Regions from separate parts of the Homo sapiens genome. Here region 1 is linked to region 2. A link is a loop called in an ENCODE intact Hi-C map of the cell type or tissue named here. Cell type or tissue: endothelial cell of umbilical vein. All regions are shown on one strand. Each heading gives the region's core, and the rest is flanking DNA. Links, peaks and the distances in the headings are about the cores only.

Evidence for each region. Peaks named below come from ENCODE experiments on the same cell type or tissue, not always from the same donor. Only the 100,000 strongest peaks of a DNase experiment are listed, where the experiment ranks them.
Region 1: it touches region 2 in a loop (2.5-fold over the local background); 1 of 110 quality-filtered maps calls a loop at or near these places.

What each region holds. Positions count from the first base shown.
Region 1 is chr1:7,757,299-7,765,136 of GRCh38, forward strand. The region is part of intron 22 of CAMTA1 (calmodulin binding transcription activator 1); the gene reads left to right. Among named protein-coding and RNA genes, the nearest start is that of VAMP3, 10 kb to the right of the region's middle. In endothelial cell of umbilical vein, for the core only: no CTCF peak of the experiment used is centred there; a DNase peak (open chromatin) is centred at 3,073; H3K27ac peaks cover 435 bases.
Region 2 is chr1:7,535,426-7,543,263 of GRCh38, forward strand. All of the region lies in intron 6 of CAMTA1 (calmodulin binding transcription activator 1), which reads left to right. Among named protein-coding and RNA genes, the nearest start is that of CAMTA1-AS1, 98 kb to the left of the region's middle. RefSeq lists an enhancer at 2,793-3,498. In endothelial cell of umbilical vein, for the core only: a CTCF peak has its summit at 4,504 (motif pointing left); no DNase peak of the experiment used is centred there.

The DNA of each region.
Region 1 (7,838 bases), core at 1,170-6,169, 220 kb after region 2:
CAGCCACAGACAACACATAAATGAATGGCTATGGCTGTGTTCTAATACAACTTTATTTATACAAATAGATACTGGACTAGATTTTGGCCCACAGGTTGTAGTATGCCAACTTGATGATAGAAGAATTTAGTTTTTATAAGTTCTTCTTAATAATGACCTTAACCCTAGATTTAAAAGCTTTAAAAGGGCCGGCCATGGTGGCTCATGCCTGTAATCCCAACACTTTGGGAGGCCGAGGCAGCCGGATCACTTGAGGTCAGGAGTTCGAGACCAGCCTGGCCAACGTGGTCAAACCGTGTCTCTACTAAAAATACAAAAATTAGCTGGCCATGGTGGCGTGTGCAGGAGAATCTGTTGAACCCGGGAGGCAGAGGTTGCAGTGAGCCAAGATTGTGCCACTGCACTCCAGCCTGGGCGACAGAGCAAGACTCTGTCTCAAAAGAAAAAAAAGAGAAAAGCCTAAAAAGCCTTAAAATTTTAAAGATTTAAAGGCTCATTTATTTAAAACTATAAATAATTGCTAAAGGAAAAATTTGTTTTTTGGGGGAAAAAAGCAGCTATACTCTTACGTAAACTTAACTAATTAATCCTCTCTAGACTTAAGGAATTGTTCTCAATTAAAATATTTCAGGTCCCTTGTGATAGAGCTGGCTCGGAGACGTTTTTTTTGAAATGTAAGAAAAAAAGAGGACAAAAATCTCCATTTCTCCCTCTATTCCCTCTCACCCTCTGCATATATATAGATAATCTTTCTTTCCATTTTAAAAAACCTCCAAGAGAATAGATGCATGCCCTAGTGTTCAGTTCAACTACAACTTGTAGTATCATGCATGTTATATGCAATTAATATCACCTGCTGCAAGGACAACATTTTTACGGGAGGTGGTTGCTTATGCGTTTTTGAAACTTGTTAGTTTCTGGTATGTTAATGACCGTTTTTAAGAGCACATTTTCAGAAGGTGCTTTTCAATGCAAACCAGAATCCCAACCTCAATTTCTTTAATGCCTGCTGCATTCTATTGTGAACTCCTAAAACTCCTACTCATGCATGGAAAGTTGGAATCTCATGACACCCCTTATGCCTCACGACATCTATGCAAGTTTGAGAGATAGGGGCTGAGAAGGTTCCTTCTATCCTGGTGATATTTAGCTAACTCTGTGAACCAAGGAATAGCGTATATATGGCTTTGTATGATTGCCAATAAGATCTTCTCTCCCTCGTTCTTCCATCGGAGAAGTCACAGTGGCACTCCCTCTAACAATCCCCAAGTTGAAATTAGTCTTGGGAGGCAGAGCATTCTCTGAGGAAGATTTATAGTCGTGGAAATTATGTTAAGATAAAATACTTATTTTTGGGCCGGGCGCGGTGGCTTACGCCTGTAATCCCAGCACTTTGGGAGGCCGAGGCGGGCGGATCACGAGGTCAGGAGATCGAGACCATCCTGGCTAACATGGTGAAACCCCGTCTCTACTGAAAATACAAAAAATTAGCCGGTTGCGGTGGCGGGCGCCTGTAGTCCCAGCTACTCGGGAGGCTGAGGCAGGAGAATGGTGTGAATCCGGGAGGCGGAGCTTGCAGTGAGCCGAGATAGCGCCACTGCAGTCCGGCCTGGGCAAAAGAGCGAGACTCTGTCTCAAAAAAAAAAAAAAAAAAAAAGATAATATACTTATTTTGTTAATTTGTAAAGTATTCCATATTTAAAACATGGTTTATACATTGAAAAATAATATTTTCCCAGCTACTGGAGGCTGAGGTGGGAGGATTGCTTGAGCCCAGAAGGTCGAGGCTACAGTGTGTCATGATAGTGCCACTGTACTCCAGCCTGCACAACAGAGTGAGACCCTGTCCCAGAAAAGAAAAGAAAAGAAAAGAAAAATAATATCTGGAAACTTACAGAATTAAATTTTATGGGACAGTATTTGTTAAACACTAATACTGACCCAAACTCCTACGTCAGTGGAGCAGGGGGAGATCTAAAAAGGCAGAATTAAGACACGACAGACAAATTCCAGCAGCAGAGCAATCAGAAAATACCACTTGTGTCTTGAAATGTTTAGTCTTTGCTTGGGGAAGGCTAAGAAAAAGCACCAAATATTTTTCACTGAGTACAGCTCACTTTTATCCCCCTTTCCTTCAGGCCTACCTCTTAATTTATCCAGTAACTTAAAGTGAAATTAACAAACTCTCGATACTGTCATCAGGGTTTTTGGTTGTTTTGTTTTTTGTTTTTCTGTTTTTTGTCTTGGACACAATAGCTGTGTTTAGGAGAGAACTTTTGTTCTACACAAAGAGATTATTTAAATTAACAAAAGTGATTTCTCAGCAAATGACTGAAGGATTTTTAAGGTTTAAGAAACTTTTAAAGTACATATGCTGAAAAGATACTTTCATTTGGATTTTGAGTATATCTAACAGGATATTATTCAGTTGCATAGAGAAAAACCAAGATACCTCATATGTTAGCAGGTAGTTCAGTTACATAACAGATTTATCCTCAAGGTATTGAGACTTGCTTGACCTAAAAAAATAAAAACTAAAATGCCTGTTTTTCTAGACAGAAAATGTCTTTCCACTTCTCTAAGACATTTATTTTTCGTGGATAGTAGAAAGTGTTCTCATAGATGAGTGACACCGCTCTTTGAAAAGCAATTTCTAGACAAATTCCTCCTTTCCCGATACGAGACACTATTTCTGTGAGAAGGCTTTATAAACTGTAACAATCACTATGGGTGTTATTAAAAGCAGTGGGAATGCTAGTATTTAATTAACCTATTTCTTATAAACTGCTGGCCTAGTCACCTGTGTTCAGTAAAGGCAGGTGCAGTTATTTTACTGGAACAAAACCTTAATTGGAGGAAGAAGAAATAACACTTTTTAGTCACATATTTTCAAACAACATATTTTCTTTTTATTTGAGAACCGGGTTTCCAAACACTTTGCCAGAAGCTGGTAAGTAGGGGTCTCAACAGAGCAGCTCTGCTGTGTGCTTCTGAGAACAGCCCCGGGTCATAGCTGCACTGGGTCATTACCAAGTTCTGAAAATTACGCTTACACTTTTGGCTGTTTTATGTACACTTTTATCCAAGGGACAGTTCTCTAACAATGCGGGGAAGTGTACTGAGAAGTAAACAGTGCTCTAGGGTCAACAAATGTGTTCTCACACTTCCGTAGCTCAATTTGGCATGAGGCATAGTTTCTAAGTGGCCCGATGTGTTCATGAGAAGTAAGACGTGAATGTGGGATGTGTCATCATGGATGTATTTTAAATCTTCAAAGTAATTTTGTCTCACTTGCCTCTTTTAGGAAATGAATATTTTTGGAACACAGTGGTGTGTGTTAAATTGCAGACAACATGCTCTGTGTCATTCTTATTGGGCCTCTCTGTCTTTTTTGTTTTGCAATCCAAATGAGATTTCTGGAAAATGGCAAGATCTCTCTTTTCCTAAATTCCCCACAAGCTATTGCAGCTCTCAAAGCAACAGGTAATAATCAGAAAGCCGCATCCGCTGCCCTGTCTATTTTTGACGTCCAGCATTGCGAGAATATTCCCGCTGAACTCCACTGACTCATGAGACATTTCTCTGGCTGAGCATCACTGAGTAGATGTAATGAAGCAGCTTTGCCTTACGCTTTACCCATGGAGCCATTGTTTGCTACAAGTTTCTGAAGCAGGCCTACTTCATTGATTCATAAATGATCATTGGACGTCTGATGGAAGTAAACCCTGTGGGCTTTTGCTGGCTTTCAGTGCTGTTGCTTACGACATCACTTCAGTACATTACGATGCAACTTTTTGGGAAGGGGGAATTGAGACTACAATGGTATCCCAGAGTGGTGATTATTCTCAGCCTAGAATGCTTGGGGAAATACTGGGATTGTCTTTAATGTTAATAGCTGAATGGTAACAGGTCAGTCTTGCTATTCTAATTACTGTGAGTCTGAGCCAATAAGAGTTCTACTTTGCAAGTTACTGATAGGAGTCAGAAATGTGGCCGCACAGCTCTCCTGAGGGCAGCACTGGCGCTGTGGGAACTGTAGCTTCTGTCCTGCATTGCCTCTATGAGCTCAGGGAAGACTGCTTTGCCTGTCTTCTGTGTAAGTGAATTTAGAAGTAAGTGCAGTTATAATTTTTTTTTTTTAGATAGCCTGGACATTTTTAGATTCAGTTCTTTCTTAGCCCTGAATGAGTCGAACAGTTGTAATTCCTTAAGAGAACTGAGCACTCAGTAACCCTTAGCTAAGTGTGTGTAACATAACAAAAGTTTATCATGCACCTGTGTTCCAAGTTCTATAGATATGGTGACCACAGGTCCTGGATTTTCAAGTCTAATTCCAATTTCAAAAATTCTTGTCTATATTTACCAAGTTTGTATACTGAAAAATTTGCTTACAACATAGGTAATGTTAATGAAACCAGTTCAGTCCATTGATTTTGGTTTCAGTCTACAAAATTGAATTTTTTTCCTTCCAATGAATTTTTCAGTTGTTTTTATATAATATGAACACAGCATTTGTAAGACAGATTAGTAACAGACAGATAGAAAACGATCTAATTCACTTTTTTTTTTTAAGACTAACAAGCAGCTCATGCCTGTAATCCCAGCACTTTTGGGGGCTGAGGCAGGAGAATTGCTTGAGGCCAGGAGTTCAAGACCAGCTTGGGCAATATATTTAGATCCCCTGTCTAGACAAAAAAATTTTAAAATTAGCCAGGTATGGTGATGTGTACCTGTAGTCTAGCTACTCAGGAGGCTAAGGCTAAGGATTGCTTGAGCCCAGAAATTCCAGGCCACAGTGAGCTATGACTGTTCCACTGCACTCCAGTCTGGTCAACCCTCTCTCTAAATAAGTGGAGAAAATAAAAGCTAACAAGCAGGAATAATTATTATTACAAAAGCAGCACATACTAATTGTAGTGAATTCTGGAAATACAAATAACCAAGGAGAATCACCCAGAGATAATAATGGTTAAACTTCTATTTTGTATCCTTCTCATTGGTAAAGATTTATTTTTAACATCTGCCTGAATAATCATTCATGTCCTTAACTAATAACAAGGTGATCATAAATTTAGCCATTTGAAACACTCTGATTTGAAACATCTATTTCTTAAAATTTGTTTTAAAATTCTAGTATATGTTATTCTAAATCACTTTGGTGATATAATTGTTTTCTGTTTCTTTGGAGGCAATATAACATTCAAACATTATTTTATCCAGTTGACATTTGATTTAAAACAAAACAAAAATTAAGCCCCACTGTCTCATCCTAATAATCTACTCTCAAGTAACATAAAACTTCATTTATGATTTCACTAGGGCAGATAGTAAGCCTCTCAATTTCATGTTAACTTTCAGAGGTAAGTTAACATCTATATGGTCCATAAATTGCAAATTGGAGAATAAAGCTAAAAATCTCCCTTGATTCTTACACACATTCTTTTCACACATTTTAGGATTCTAAATAATTGTGTTGTAAAATCAATAAGTACATTTTATGTGAGGGTCTTCCCCCACCAAGAATGTTTTTTATTAATAAAATCAATATAGTGTCTTATAAAAGATGACACCTTAGAATTGAGAAAATGTAATTGTTGTTAATTTCATCTCATACCATGGAAATTTTCCAAATGCATGTTTCTTATAAAGTCTTTTAGAAAAAACAATAAAATATGATTTTTAAAATACTTCTGTGTTATCCTGGGAGATATTTTTAGAGACAGTGAAATGTTGAAACTATAGGTTTGGAAGTCAGACAAACCTGGACTCAATTCCCTGTTCTGCCATTTATTAACTGTGTGAATTGGGGCAGATTGCTTAATTCCTATAAATCTCAGATTCTGCATTTACAAATTGGAGCTAATGGCAGTGTTGTGAGGACTACATAAAGTAACAGATATTAAGTAACCTGTATAGCTATTGGAATTTAATACTTTTTCTCTCTCATTTTCCCCTTTTTTTTCTAATTCCTCCTTGAACGACTTTCTGTAAAAAATGTTTGTGCCATTTAAGTCATTTTGATGTCATGTATAATGCTAGCATACTATGATAACTTTATCATGAAGCTAAGAACTAAATTCTCCACTTTAACTCAGGAGTTGTGGAAGCCTGGAAAATATATCTGAAAATTGCATTGTTCTCATTTTTCCTGCGTAGACATTGTACGTGGACATGCACCTCTCCTTAACCTCGTGGTCTGTGAGGCCATCACTAATTTCATAGAGTATTTACTTGACAACTTTAAAACCTTATGAAAACTTAACTTTTTAATTAGTTCTGAAAGAAACTGAAAAAACTGCAAAAACAAATGTGACCATTTTAACTAAAAGAAAAATGTTTAGGGTATACCTCCCCTGACCAGCTGATTATAGATTCTTTGGTATGAAACCACATAAAACATTTCTGGCTTATAATTCACTCTCCTTTTTATTTCATCTCAATGATGAACTTAATATTTCTAAAGCATTCCTGTTCATTCGAGAAAAATTGTGAATGTATAACATCGTCGTGTTTATGCTATCAGATTTTGAGTTCAGAATTCCTCAAATTATAGACATCTCATCAGTGATGGAGTCACTGTCGCATATTTGTGAATGAGGTCTGTGCTAGTGCAGAAAGAAAATGTAGCATTTGAAGTGGCATGCACACGCTGCAGAAATTCAGCAGATAGGTCTGCACAAGTACAGATATTGCATGTCCAGAAGCGAAGTTGGCATCAGTGCATGCCTTGCATTTCCAGCCAAAGGGATGTTAGTATAGATATTGCATGTTTAAAAATTGAACAGACTATAGCATGTTTCAATTTTTAAAAAGCCATTTATTTATCAAGTATGCATGTCCAAAATTAGGGACCTATAGTGATGTACAATTCTATACTGTAATATGACCCAAATTAATCCATGGTATATTTAATTATAAAATTTAAAACTAAATGATATTTGGATCTACTCATGAACATAGCAATGTATTCTAACTGTGCCTGTTAACAAAAAAAGATTCAACAGTTTTAGAGATACACTGTTTGTCACTGTCATTTATAAAAATCACACTAGGACCAAGCTAGGGCTTGGTATATGTAGTAAGTAAATCAGACAAGTAAGCAAGTTTTCAAAGATTATAATTCTTTTTAGTATTACTGATAACATCATAAAGCTTTTCTTCTAAAAGAGAGCATCTTCTCTATGAAGAGATTGTATCAACTTTGCAGAATACTCAGAAATGATTCTGCTTGGAAGTGGTAAATATAAATGTTTTCTTAAATTGCTATTATACCATATGTGCCATTCCAGACTCTCAACCTATACAATATAGCAATAACTGATTACTGGTTTTTTCACACTATTTTCTTTCTGCCTGAGTATTATCAGGTTTTACTTGAGGCTGGGCCTGGTAGGCTCATGCCTGTAATTCAAGCACTTTGGGAGGCTGAGGTGGGCAGATCACTTGAGCTCAGGAGTTCAAGACCAGCCTGGCCAACATGGCGAAACATCATCTCTACTAAAAATACAAAAATTAGCTAGGCGTGGTGGTGCGTGCCTGTAATCCCAGCTACTCGGGAGGCTGAGGCAGGAGAATCACTTGAACCCAGGAGGCAGAAGTTGCAGTGAGCCGAGATCGCACCACTGCACTCCAGCCTGGGCAACAGAGTTAGACTCCGTCTCAAAAAAAAAAAAAAGTTTTACTTTACTGGTATAACTTAAGATAATAGGAGAGCCTCTTAGAGAATCAGAAAAATATATTTGAGATTATAGCCCTCTGTATAGCACCACGACAAATCCACCTTTTCCTGATCATGCTGTTGCAGTAGAGTATGGTGTCCTAAGAAACTGTTGCTCCTA
Region 2 (7,838 bases), core at 1,424-6,423:
GGGCTCAGGACCTGCCCTGTGACATGGTCCTAAAGTAAAACTTGGAGGGGCTCTGGGACGTCTGGGCTGCGAGCATGGCCCAGTCACCCGCTAGAGATGGGCAAAGCTGCGCTTTCTCAGTGCAGCTTCTGTACCCGGGAAACCTCAGCACTTTCTTGGGTGCAGGACTGGAGACGAGTGGCCACTTGCAAGCTGGAGAAGACCTTGGAATATGTCACTGATGCAAACACAGGAGACTTGGCTGAAGACCACACCTCCTGAACCTCACCTGGCAGGTTTAATAGACAGCCACCTAGTATTGTCACCTCTCTGTGGCCACCACCCTGGGACACAACCTATGACCCCAGGAGGTGATACCTCAGCCAGTCCCTGTACTTTGAGACCCACAGGCACCTTTCAAAGAGGCTTCTACCCCACAGGAACCTGGGGCGCTGCCACAGGTGTGAAAATGTTTTAGCAAGGGAAGCCCACAGTGGGTGAGCTCCGGTCTTTTTGCTGTTGTTGTTTGAATCAGAACAAAATGCACTACACGATTATTTCTGTGCATGAAATGCAAGGTTGCCAAGTTTAGGTTCCACCTGATGCTAATAACCTTAATTGTAAATCCTTTATGTATAGACTTGGGCTATAACAACCTCCTCGTGGCATTAAACTAAACGCTGACAAAGGTAGAGTGGGCCAAGCATCCCTGGCAGCCCCCAGAGGTGACATGGCAGCCCCCAGAGGTGACATTCCAGCCCCCGTCATCGTGTGTATTAAGTGACAGGGCTCATAAAACCCCACAGCTCCTTTCCCCACCCCTTGCAGTCTGGCTCCCAGAGGGGCAGATAGTTGGAGATTCTCATGCAAAATAAATTGCTCTGCACTTTCATTAAAAAGTAACTGCAACTGACTCAGCACTTTCAGGGTGAGCGGCAGGGAGGGGCTTTGTGGCAAAATCAAAGGACGGGGAGGAGGTGCCTGCCCCTGGGTTCACTCTGCGTCCCTGCCGCTGCAGCCTGCCCTTTGCTGTGGGTTCGGTTTCTCTGCATCCTAGTCCCAAGTCTGTGACCATTGGGTGTCCTTAAACAGGCAGCTGGAGATCCCAGAATTTGGATCATGATTTTACTGGAGCTGGGCAGGCCTTGACAGGGGCTCTAGCCCAGGGTTCCCTATTCTGGAACAAAACTAGGACCGGGCAGGGCTGCTGGGGGCAGGGACGGGGCTGGGACACCGGCCCCTGGGTCCAGCGAGTGTGTGAAGGGCTGCCTCCATGGTGCACTGGGCTGAGGTGTGGACGCAGGGCTTTCTGCACGGCAGGCGCGACGCTCATTTAAATAGCAGATCCGACCAAGGCCTTCCCTCTGCTCCACCCGCGGAGTGCTGCCCCGCTGCCTGCAGCCTGAAGCCCTAACCCTCTAAAGAGTCCCCTGAGCTACTCCCAGGGATCCCAGCTGGCCAAGGTCTCACTGACCCCAGGCATCAACTCTGGTGGCTCCTGCCCCCATTGATCTCTCGTCCCCCTCCCTGCCCACATCTTCCTCGTCCCTCTGCCATCTCAAGACATCACCTGCTCCAGAGAGCGTCCTGGACCAAGCATGGTCAGGAAGCCCTCGGCTTAGGCAGGGGCTCCCTGTCCAGTCAGGTAGCAGCCTCTGAGCAGGCAGCAGGTGACATTCATCTGCAGCTGTGGGCTACAGCGGGCGCCTCCTCCCCCACAGCTGAGAAATGCAGCATTCGGAGCTCGCAGGCATGTGGCCTAAGCAGGAGGGACGCATTGCCCCACGGTTTATGGGGCGAAGCATGATTGAGTGGATGGGGCATCAGGGCTGTCTTTGGAAAGGACACCTTTCCTGTGATCCTTTGCCCGTCGGCAGCCAGTCCAAGCAAACACAGCCCCTGCTCCAGGCAGTCGGCAAAGTGGCCTCCCCCACACCATGAAGGACGCTTTGAGCCCCTGGGAGCAGCCAGCAGCCAGGTGCAGCCCCACCAGCTTCAGAGTGGGCAGGACAGAGAGGCCCCTGCCCGAGCAACAGCAGCAACACAGCCCTGGCTGCCAAGGTCCTAACAACCCTTCTCCAAAAGGCGTCTGTGCACAGCGGGGCTGACTCTCAGGCTGCCACCAGCTGGAATGGGGTGGGGCTGAGCCCACGAGGCTGCCAGACCCTGGGGACGCTGGTCCTCAAGGCCTCTCTGCTGAAGGGCATCGGGATACAGGAGCTGGGGCAGGATCTTCCCTAGAAGCTTCTCAGCCCGTCCTCACTGATGAATCTCTTCCCTTAAAATGAATTTAGGTCCTTTAGCCCCAGACAAATAGACACACTCTCTAGCCCCTGGAAGGAAATGAGATTTTAATTTGGGATGATTTTATTCAGCAAATGCCCCCAAACCATGCACTTTTCAAAGGGAAACTCCAGGTTCAGTCTCGCCTTTTGGGGATAGAAAAAAAGACTTTTTAAAATCTTTTTCATTCCCAGCTCAAACTGAGAAGGGAAAACCTGTTCCTCTCAAAGGGGTCTTTTCCTATTTTCTTCTACTTCAGAAAACAGTCTTTCCTCCTGTCTGACGTCGTGGCTCTAGGTTTTTCTCTGCTCTGTTCTTCATGGGCCCCTGCCTAATAAATGTGTTACGATCAGAGGCAAGTTTACCACGGAGCTAATGATGCTCAAGCTTGGAGCCCTCATTTGCACGTGCAGTGTTGTGCTGGTAGCTGTTGAACAACCAGCTCTCTAGGGGGAAAAGCCTGATCTGTGGCATTTGCCAATCTCCATAGTGCGAGTACTCCCACCACGGCCAATTCTCAGGCTACCAGCATGATGTCATTGAGTGCAAAGTTGAGAGGAAAGATGTATAATTGGCTGTGATGAGTCAGTGCAAGCAGACATCAGCAGGCCAGGTCACAGGCTGTCTCCAGGCCCCTGCAACTGAATACACAAGGAGTTATGTATTCTTTTCATTAAAAAAAAAATACCCAGGCTGGGTGCAGTGTAATCCCAGCACTTTGGGGGGCCACAGCGGGGGGATCACTTGAGCCCAGGAGTTTTGAGACCAGCCTGGGTAACATAGGAGACTTCGTCTCTACTAAAAAGAAATAAAATTAACCAGGTGTGATGGCAAGTGCTTGTAGTCCCAGCTACTAGGGAGACTGAGGCAGGAAAATTCTTGGGCTCAGGACGCTGAGGCGGCAGTGAGCCATGATCACACTGCTGCACTCCAGCCTGGATGACAGATCAAGACCAAGACCCTGTCTCTCAACAAAAAAAAATGAACAAACTATATAGACCTCAGACCCCAACAAACTGAGTCTGCCTCATTACGATGTAGGGGTGGGGGTTCTTAAAGAGGTAGGGCGTGTGACCAGCTGACCAGCTGCCTCTCCATTGGTGGCCCTGCCCCAGGCTATGCTTAGACCAGGCAGCATAGAGCTATCAGTGTGGGTGAACCCACCTTTCTACTTTGACACTGGAGGAGCATGGAGTTTCCTGGCTTCCGGTCATTTGAACTTCCTGAAAATGTACCCAAGCGCTGAACTACTAGCACCTTCTAGCATGTCCTGGCCAGAGGGGTCCCAGCCTGCTTTCCTTCCCTTTCATCCTCCCCATGGTTCAGAGTTCCCCTCGGAGATCACAGCCTCCAGATGCAAACAGCCTGCCACCCTCAGGGCCAGGGTTGCAAGCACAGAGCCCTCGGGCCTTCCAGTGTTTTATACATATTTGAACCCACATATAGAAATCTGGGAGTTTCACATGCAAACCCAGATGTATGACTTTTCTTGAAGAATCAGAAGACCTGACCTCCTGGCCCTAAATCCCCACATGGCTGCAACAGGCAGGACTGATGGACAGCCACAGCCTTGGGGGACAGGACGTGGGCCATCTGGCTTCCCAGGCCACACCCTCTCAGGCTATCTCCCCAGTGCTCAGGCTGAAGAGCAGTGGCCTTTTCTTATGGTGTCTGCACAGTGGTTTTTCTTAAAGAAATATTTCCCTCTACCCAGGTTTCTTCCAAAAGTGGGAAATGAAAGATAGTACAAGTGGGCCATGTGTTTCAAGAGAAAGCACGTAGCATATTTCTTTGTATGAGTGAAGAATGTTCCTCTTGGGGCTATTGCGCTGAACCATTCCAGGGGATATATCACTCCGAAGTTTGTGGGAATGGCGCCTCCTAGAGTTGTGCATTGCACAGCACATGCAGCCTGATTCCTCTGTTTCCTATGCAAACTGGAACAGTGTCAAAATAACTCCACTTAGGATGCTATCGTTCTCATACAGAATTGGCTACATCACACATGCATGGTGGAGTCTGCCCACCTCCAAGATCTCACAGAAATTCCAGCCAGGAATGATGAGGGCAGACATAGGAAGGCAGGGCCAGACGGCAGGGCCAACGTGGAAGGTGCCTGCAGAGACAGCATGAGAACTGCCTGATAGGCATCTCATGAGTCAGAGAACTAGCGGGCCAGGTAGAAGGTTGGCCTGAGTTGAGATTCAGGCAGGGGATCAAGCAGCGCCCTCTGCTGGGCTGTCCCTTACTTTTGCATGGATCACCTTGCAGACTTCTGTTCCTCCTTCAGAGCCCAGCTAGGATGCTGACTCCTCCAGGAAGCCTTACCTTCTAGGACGTTAGTCGTGCCCTGCCCTGGGCTTCCTCTGAACCCTGTACACACCCAACGTTGTACATCCTTCTCTGTGTGCTGTGATTCTGTTGCCATGATCTGGCCCCACTCCAAGAACAGTGCCTGGTTCATGATTGTGTACCTGGTAATGGGGACAGTGCTGGTGCATAAGTGCGACTCAATGAATAATTAATTAAATGCATGAATGAATGGAGAAATGGATGGATGGATGGGTGGATGGAAGACACGTAGGAATTCCAGCCCTGGGGACCCAGGCTGGGGCCCAGCATTAGAACTGGAGTACGGGCAGGGTTTAGTCAGGGTGAGCTCCTTTGGGGACCAGATTTTACCAGGAGAGAACCCTAACCTGGAGTCTCTCCATGAGCTCCTGGCTGAGTTTCTGAAATCCTGCCACCCCCCACCCAGGAAAGCAGCTCCTGCTGGGGAGAATAGAAGCTGGAAGGGTAGCAGTCCGGCATCCAGGCCCCAGCTCAGCTCCATGGCTGTGAGTTCAATAGATGTCTACACTTTCCAAGGACATGGGTAACTGGTGCAGGAAATGTTGTGCACATTCCTCTTTGCACGACAGCTGGATTCACCCCCCAAAACCGCCCACCTCTGTGTCTCAGGGACACCAACCTGGACGTATGGGCCTAATTGCTGGCCCTTCCAGAGTACAAGTGGAAACACGTGGGCCAGTTGAGGGTAAAAAATGCAGTAAGTTAAAGGCTTCTGAGAGATAGTTACATAGTCAAAAAAAAAGGTCAAGAAAACTATTGCCAAAACCTGAAACTCTGGTCCTTGATTAATTGACTCAATCATAGAGGCTTTGGCCTACCTCTCTGAAGTTGAATGAATTAGTTGATTAGTTGCACAAAGTTGCTGCACCAACAGGAGGAGGGAAGAGGTCATTGGTCTTTAGCTAATGGCACGTCCCAGCAAGTTGCTTACAACCTGCCCTGGGCACGTCGACCTGGAGAACTGGAGGTTGCAGGGTCCCTCCGCACACTGGCTGTTGCCAAAAAAGGGATGTGGGGGCTGTGCTGGGCAGGACAGAGTGACCTTCCTCGAGGCTCCAGCTGTACATGGCCCAGATTTTATGCCCTTCCTCCAGCCTCCTTTCTTTCTCCTGCACTCCTCCCTCCCTTCCTTTCTGGTTCCCTCCCTCCATGTCCTCACGTTTTGACGCTTTGGGATTTGTTTTCTGACCCTTGGCCTCACTGCATGGGCAAGCCCCCTGCCTGTTTCTCTCCTGCCTGGAGAAGGGAGAATGGGAAAATGATACCTCTAGACAGATCTCGTCCATGCTGCCTTGGCTTTGAGGAAAGAAATCACCACCCTTGTCATAATTATTGATGGGAACTGGATTTGCTGAGTTAGAGGTTGGGAGAAGGGTTGATATTATGGCCACAGGACTTGATTTGGTCAATAAAGCAAATTGGTTTAAGTGAAAATAAAGCAGCGCTCACAAGTATGTTAGAAGAATAAAGTAATTGCTGCCCAAGGTGCACGGAATATAAATCTCTGTTTGCTTGAAATTATTACAATGTCGTATTGATTACTTAGAACCTGCCATTGCCTTTTAAGTTATAGTTTATTAAAGGGTAATGTGTTTAACAAACATTTTCCCCGGCATGCACCATTGAAACACACAGAAGTTACACGGGCGCGTTCCCCCAAACCCCCACTGCAGCCTTTGGTTGTTCTGTGGTCACGTGATTAACTTTCCAGGCTCAGCTTGCAGGCACCAGGGTGGTCACCCACAGGGGTTCTGGTGAACTCAAGATCCTGCCAGAACCCTGGGAGAGGTGCATGGAAGGGCTCAGAATGCGCTGACCACACTGACGTGTTTTTTTGTTTACTGCTCTGCCTGGCCAACAAGATAAGTCCATGAAGTCACCAGCACCGTCCATGTTTCTCACTGCTTCCTCGGCGTTCCTCCAGAACCAAGCGTTACACCCCAACACAGGATGTGTGCCATAAATACTGGTTGCATGAATGGCTATTTTTTTTTAACTTCACTTTTTTCTTAATTAAAAATTTTTAATTACAAAGGCAAACAGGCTCATTATAACAAATGAATACAATTTTAAAATATTTTTCTAATTAGAAAAATTAGGCGTACTCATAGTAGAACATTTATAAGACATGGGAAAGTACTAAAAGGATAATAAAAACCACCTATAATCCCATCACCCAAAAATAACCTCTGTTTACATTTTGTTATATTTCCTGCCAGTTTGTTGTTGTTGTTGTTGTTGTTTTTTGCTATACTCATGCCTATGGGTATTTTTTCTTTTCACAAAGTTGATAATATAAGATGAGGTTTAGTGTTTTGCTTTTTTTTCACTTACCATTGTATAAAAGCATTTCCCCCGTCATTCACTGTTTCTCAAAACATATTTTTTTGTTTTTTTTGTTTGTTTGTTTTTTTGAGACAGAGTCTCACTTTGTTGCCTAGGCTGCAGTGCAGTGGCGTGATCTCGGCTCACTGCAACCTCTGCCTCCTGGGTTCAAGCAATTCTCCTGCCTCAGCCTCCTGAGTAGCTGGGATTACAGGTGTGTGCCTCCTGAGTAGCTGGGATTACAGGTGTGTGCCTCCTGAGTAGCTGGGATTACAGGTGTGTGCCTCCTGAGTAGCTGGGATTACAGGTGTGTGCCACCATACCTGGCTAATGTTTGTATTTTTAGTAGAGACGGGATTTCGCCATGTTGGCCAGACTGATCTTGAACTCCTGGCCTCAAGTGAATCTGCCCGCCTTGACCCCTCAAAGTGCTAGGATTACAGGTGTAAGCCACCACGCCTGGCCTAAAACACAGTGTGTGTGTGTGTGTGTGTGTGTGTGTGTGTGTGTGTGTGTTTGAGCCGGAGTCTTGCTCTGTCACACAGGCTGGAGTGCAGTGGCGCGATCTCGGCTCACTGCAAGCTCCACTTCCCGCATTCACGCCATTCTCCTGCCTCAGCCTCCCGAGTAGCTGGGACTACAGGCGCCCTCCACTACACCCGGCTAATTATTTTTGTATTTATTAGTGGAGACAGGGTTTCACCGTGTTAGCCAGGATGGTCTCGAACTCCTGACCTCGTAATCCGCCCACCTCGGCCTCCCAAAGTGCTGGGATTACAGGTGTGAAACACCACACCCAGCCTAAAACACAGTTTTTAATGGCTGCGTAATATCCCATCTTCTGGATATGCTGTAATTTAGTCATTTCCTGTTGGACATCTGTGATGCTTCCGGTGTTC